2 separate regions of the Mus musculus genome follow, and region 2 is linked to region 1. Evidence: chromatin loops called from intact Hi-C (ENCODE). Cell type or tissue: gastrocnemius. All regions are shown on one strand. Links, peaks and the distances in the headings refer to the core of each region. The heading gives the core; the rest is flanking DNA.

Region 1 (3,081 bases), core at 184-2,683:
ACCACACAACTAGCTTGTTGGAGCAAGAGGCTAGCATTAATCTTTTCTTCATAGAGCAGCCTATTGCTACTGACTGGCACCTTTCTGTCCCTGTTTGCTTGTTTGTGTGAGGCAGGGTCTGGTCTTGCTGTGTCTTCGATGCTGGCCAAGACCTTGTGATCCTCCCACAGTAAACTTCTTAGAGGAGGAGGAGAAGGAGGAGGAGAAGGAGGAGGAGGAGGAGGAGGAGGAGGAGGAGGAGGAGGAGGAGGAGGGAGAGGAGGAGGGGGGAGGAGGAGGAGAGGAGGAGAAGGAGGAGGGAGAGGAGGAGGAGGAAAAAGAGGAGAAGGAGGAGGAGGAGAAGGAGGAGGAGGGAGAGGAGGAGGGAGAGGAGGAGGGAGAGGAGGAGGGAGAGATGGAGGAGGAGGAGAAGCTGAATATGATATGAGTGTAAAGATGGAGTTTTCCCTAAATACAAAATGAAATTTTGTTTTGTCTTTTGAAAGGGGCTTCTCTGCACAGCCCTGTTGTCCTGCAACTCACTCTGTACACCACGCTGGCCTCAAACTCAGAGATCTACTCACCTTTGCCTCCTGAGTGCTGGGATTAAACATGTGCTTCACTACTGTCTGGTTCAAAAACGAAAAAAAAATTTTTTAAGTTCTTCATAGTGAGTTAGACACATAAGAACCTGACCCTTCCAAGTGCAGATAAATTCCTCACTGGATTCGCTTTCAGCACAGAGATGAGCTGCAAGGCCAAGGAGATCTGTGTAATAAATGTTTGTACATCTGTATCCTCCAGGCACTGCTGACAGCACTGCTGTCTATGAGATCAGAGTGGCTGTGATCACCCACTAGAGACCTTCATAAGATCAGGCCCAGCCACATTCCCGTGTGGGATCAGGGGAAGCCCACTCCTGTCTGAGGATACAAAGTGGTGAACAGTGGCTGCTGAGGAGGCTCTTCCTCAGTGTACAACTGCCTGTAAGGTGTCCGTGCTCCTGTGACTGACCTAATTAAACACGCTGGATCTTTAGGCTTAGACGGAATGATTTCTTTGGTCTGTGATTGGTGCTCTATCTAGGACAAATAAACATTTGCCTTTCCCTGAAAAAAAAAAAAGGGCACACACCATTAGGACATCCACAAAGCATATCTAAGGTATTGGAAGCCAGACAATGAGTTTCTGATCAGTGTTTTAGTTTTCAGATATTTCTTCTGGAAAGTTCTTCAGCTCCATAGAAAACTGGTATGTGGAAGTAGCCTAATCCCCCTTGAACCATTCTTCCATGTTCCCACCATCTTACAATGTTGCCATATGTCTATTTTCTGTGGGACAAGGAAACCAGCCATAGGATAAATGTGTATACCTGTGCTTGCATGTGCTCATATTTAGTCAACCATTTGGTGTTGGGTCAAAAAGAGGAGCAGCTGGAGCCCCCCCGGGGGGCAGGAAGTAAGAGCAAAAGCTTTTGCCTCCATCAGGGGAAGCAATGCCTCAGGACCAGGGGAAATACATGCTATGCATAGGCACCAGCCCAGTATCAGGGTCACAGACTTAACCCACAGTGCCCACTGAGCCATTTGGGATGCCCTTCAAGCACCACTATGGACTCTCGGTTGTTGTTGCAGGAAAATTCCACAAGAGGGCGATGTCACCAACCTTTTCCCTTGTTGAGGATGGCAGACTGGCTCTCTGCTGTGTCTATTGCCTGTGTAACTTCAGCAGATTTTACTCTGATTGGCTTACTTTCCTTGTAAGTAGTTCACAAACACTAAGTAGCGTCACATTTTATAAAAACAAGAATTTTTATAAAATAAAAATTTGAAAGGAGACAATATGTTCCCCAATTCCTTCTTTGAAGAACAGTTCAGTATACACTCTATTCAGTATATACTCTATTCAGTGAACACAGAAGAGAACTGTTCTTTTAGTATAAAGCACCTCTGCTCACTGCCACAAAGAATTAAGGAGGCTGCAGGTTTGAGAAGCTCATATTTTGACTGATTTAGAGAATGCCAAACACTTAGATAAATTTATAATAAGTGAAAATCACTTGGGAAAGCCAGACATGGTGGCTCACAGCTGCAAATCAGCATTCAGAAGGCTGAGGCAAGAGGATTGCCAGGAGTTAATGACAGGCTGGGACACTTAGCCAAACCTTGACTTGAAAACCAAACAAAAACAATTTCTTGAGGGAAACAAGGTGAAGCAAGAAAGGAAAAGTGTGTTCGGATAAAACACCAAGGAGTCAGAGTTGAGTGTGGGGTACACAGGCCTTTAATCCCAGCACACGGGAGGCCCAGGTGAACAGCTCTCTATAGATTCAAAGCCAGCCTGGGCTACATTGTGAATTCTAAGTTACCAACCCAACCCAAATCAAACTACAACAACAACAACCCCTGAAGAATCAGTTAATTGTGCTGATTACTAAGACAATTCATTCAAGAAATGAAAGACAGATAAACGTGCCCCAGACAGTGGTGCACATCTGTAATCCTGGCACCCTTGGGAGAGAGGCTGAAGCTGGAGAGTCTAGAGCTCCAGGCAGGCTGGGCTACATAGTGAGACCTTGTCTTAAAATACATTTTTTTTTTGAAAAGAGAGAAAGAGAGAAAGGAAGGAAGAAAGGAAGAGAAGAAATACATATATATTAGGCTGTCCCTGAGGACATTTTCTGTTTAAACATTTTTATTTTATTTCATTTACTTATTTAAATATCTCTTTATTTTATTTTATATGTATGAGTATTTTGCTTGCACGCAGATATGCATGTCTGGTAGAATAGATCCCCTGGAACTGGAATTACCGACAGTTGTAAGCTGTCATGAAGGTGGTGGGAATTGAACCCCAGATCTCTAGAGGAGCAACCAGTGCCCTTAACCACTGAACCATCTCTCCAGTCCTGTGTAAACCTTTTTAGAGCAAGGGCAGGCAGGATGGCTCAGTGGTTAAGTACTTGCCCCACAAATGTGAGGATCTGAGTCCAGACCCCAGAGCTCCTGGGCGTGCCTTGATCCCAGAGCTACAAATGTGCAGCAGAGTCCTGAGAATCCCCAGACGCTTGATGGTCCGCCAGCCTGGCCTGTGCGGCCATGT
Region 2 (3,081 bases), core at 350-2,849, 190 kb after region 1:
AAAAAACAAAACAAAACAAAAAATAAATCCACTAGGCTAAGGCAGAAGGATTGCCACAAGCTATTAGGTCAGCCTATGCTACAGATTATTCATCATCCATCTTTATCTATCCACCCGAGTCTCCCACCCCATGGGTCCTAGGAGCCACACTCTGGTCCTCTGGAATCGCTGTACATGGTACTCTTTTGTTGTTGTCGTTATTGTTGTTTGAAACAGGGTTTCTCTGTGTAGACTAGGCTGGCCTTGAACTCACAGAGATCTGCCTGCCTCTGTCTCTCAAGTGTACCACATCAACTTCACCCACCCAAAGACAGCTCGTTGGGTCTAAAATGCTCAACAGACACCGCTTTCCGTTCAGCACATGGACACTGCTGCGGAACACTGGAAATTTTCAAAAACCCTTTCCAGGTGGACCAGAACGCCAGCAGAGTGGGTGGGGACGGCGGTTTCTATCTTGCTTTGGAATGTCGGGGTTTGTTTTGGATGTTGTGAACATCAGGTTGGAGATACACGCAAAGCGGAGGGGTTCCTAACCAGATCTGGGGTAGAGGCAGCCCAGGACACCGTCTCCATGGTGCGCAGCACCAGACAGTTGGGAAACAAACAAAACCCCATGGTAGGAGTGGACAAAGGCAAAAACAAACAAAGACCAAGAGATGGAAAACCCAGGGGATTGAGCATGGGGCGGAGGGGGTGGGGGGTGGGGGGATGTCGGAGAGGGTTGGGGGGGTATTAAAGGGGCTTAGGGAGGGTGTAGTCCTGTTTGCTCCCATGAAGAACTGAGTCTAACCCCAGGGCCTAGCATTCACCATGGCAACAGGAAGGGCAAGTTCGGCAGATTCCATGCCAACACAAACCTCCTGGGTTTAGCAGTGGATGAGCGCAGATGGGATGGGGGCATGTCATAAAGAAAAACACCTGAATTGGCCTCTTGAAATCAAGTCCCCACCCCTGGCCTGGTTTTGGGAGGTGATTGCTATTTAGTGGAATGAATTAATAAGAATCAACTGTGACTCGCATATGCTCCTCTCTCATCTACTTAGGAACACACTCTTAGTTCACAGGATTCTGAGCCCTTCAAAGGCAGCTTCTTACCTGTGAGAGGCCCACCTGACACCTCTCAGAAAGCTGCACTCGAGACAATGATGTGTAGTTTGCAGAGTTGGGAGGGGCTGTGTGTCTCACAAGGCCAGGGCAGCAGGGTCCCAGTGTGAGGTGGTGGGTGGTACCTGAGCCATCTGACCACTTCTGCCATCAACTACCCCAGCCATTTTCCTCCATGTTGGGTACGTAAGACAGAGAGGAAGCTGCTTTCTCCTCCACAACCCCACCCCAGGGCTGCCAGCTTGCCTTCTCCTGAGCCACTGTTCTAATGGCTGGCATCTGCCTTAAGCTTAGGGCAGGGGCTGAGTGGAGCAGTCTCCTGGGGCTTGTCTCCCTTCCTTCCTGATCGTTTCCAGGTACCAAGAGGTCACAGGCCACCTCCTACGACCCTCCGCCAGGGCTGGCACATTCACTGTACAAAATCTGCAGTGCTTGAGAGCCGTAGTTGGGAAATGTTTAAATTCCTTTTAAAACCAGAAGTGGGGAGCTTCAGATATAGTTCCATGGTAGATGCTTGCCTGGCACGAAGAAGGCCTTGGGGTCAAAACACATGGAAAAATTTAAAACTGGGGCCGAAGAGATGGCGCAGGGATGAAGAGTACTGGCTGCTCTTGTAGAGGAGCCTGAGGTTTGGTTCCCAGCATCCTCAGGGTGGCTTTAAAAACTCGACTCTGTAACTCCCATCTCAGAGGATCTGGTGCCCTCTTCCTATCTTCATGAGTACTGCATACACATGATTCAGACATAATATGCAGACAAACCCATACACATGAAAATAAAAAAAAATTTTTAAAAACCAAAAAAATAAAACCAGATTGGGTGTCCCGTACCTGGTTTTCCCAGCACTCAGGAAGTAGAGACTCAGGAAGATCAGAAGTTCAAGGTAATCCTTAACTATGTAGGAAGTTCAAGGCCAACCTGGATTACATGACACCTTGCTTCAAAACAACCAAAGCACCCCAACCGTCCTTTAGCTTTGCCCTGTCCGCTCTCTAGCTGGCTCAGTTCATCTCCTTCCTCCTTTCTGCTTCCCTGAGGTTTCAAGCTCTCTGCCTATTCCCACTGTCTGAGACACTTTTCTCCCTTGCTTGGCCTATACCGACTCTTCTTTTAGGTTTCAGTTGAGTGCAGCCTCTGTGATTTGTGGGACAGAGCACTGAAGTTGTGCTGTAGTTTTAGTTATGAAATGTTCCCGTAGGCTCATACAATCAGTTCTTGGTCCCCAGCCAATGATGCTGGAAAACTGTAGGAGAGGCTTGGTTGGAGGATATCTGGGAACGTGGTACAGGCCTCTGTCTTGTCTCAGACCCCGACCCCACTCACAAACACACACAGCTTACTTGGGCTGAGGCTGCAGACAGTCACAGACAACTTGGTATTTAGGAAAATATCTTTATTGTTTTTTAAATGTCCCACTACTTGATTTAAAAAATCACGATAGTGGCTTTTTCACAAGCTTTACAAATTATAGGAAAAAAATTATTTTCTCCTCCTCTATGGAAACTCCATTCCCAGCAGACAGGGGTCTTCTGCCGCTGAAACCTGGCAGGAAGGAGGGATAAACACCACAGCAAGGATGGCTGGGCCTCTGCTTACCACTCAACCTCAGGCTTCTCGGATGGAGGCTCAGCCCATGGAGACCCGTGGCCCACTGAGGCAGGCCTCTGCTGTGAAGGCTGCCGGGCCCCTGAGAGCCTAGAGTGTTGGGTATCAAGGCAGCTTTGTGGGAATGAGGACCCTGGTGAGCCTATGGCTTGGACCCTTCTCCATAACAACACCAGAAAGAGGCTGTGGATGTAGCCACTCGGTGCTCCAGGTTCACACATCTCCCCCTCTATTTGGCTCATAGAGGCTAACTTGTCAAATAAATGACAACAAAAACAGAAACGCAAACATTTGGTTCCGTTTGAGCTGTAATCAGCAGTTGGTCATTTTTAGAAAAAGATGACAGAGTTGCTAGTTGTTAAATCTGCATTT

The links. Peaks named below come from ENCODE experiments on the same cell type or tissue, not always from the same donor. Only the 100,000 strongest peaks of a DNase experiment are listed, where the experiment ranks them.
Region 2: a loop joins it to region 1, with 2.1 times the contacts of the local background. A loop is called at or near these places in 10 of 42 quality-filtered maps.

Annotation. Positions count from the first base shown.
Region 1 is chr9:65,430,988-65,434,068 of GRCm38, reverse strand. No RefSeq gene overlaps it. Among named protein-coding and RNA genes, the nearest start is that of Mtfmt, 3.3 kb to the left of the region's middle. In gastrocnemius, for the core only: a CTCF peak has its summit at 1,615 (motif pointing right); a DNase peak (open chromatin) is centred at 1,613.
Region 2 is chr9:65,238,620-65,241,700 of GRCm38, reverse strand. It overlaps Parp16 (poly (ADP-ribose) polymerase family, member 16), which reads right to left. Exons shown (of 7, transcript NM_177460.4): 7 at 2,482-3,081. All of the region lies in intron 2 of Gm36538 (a long non-coding RNA gene), which reads left to right. Among named protein-coding and RNA genes, the nearest start is that of Cilp, 25 kb to the left of the region's middle. In gastrocnemius, for the core only: a CTCF peak has its summit at 1,816; no DNase peak of the experiment used is centred there; H3K27ac peaks cover 269 bases.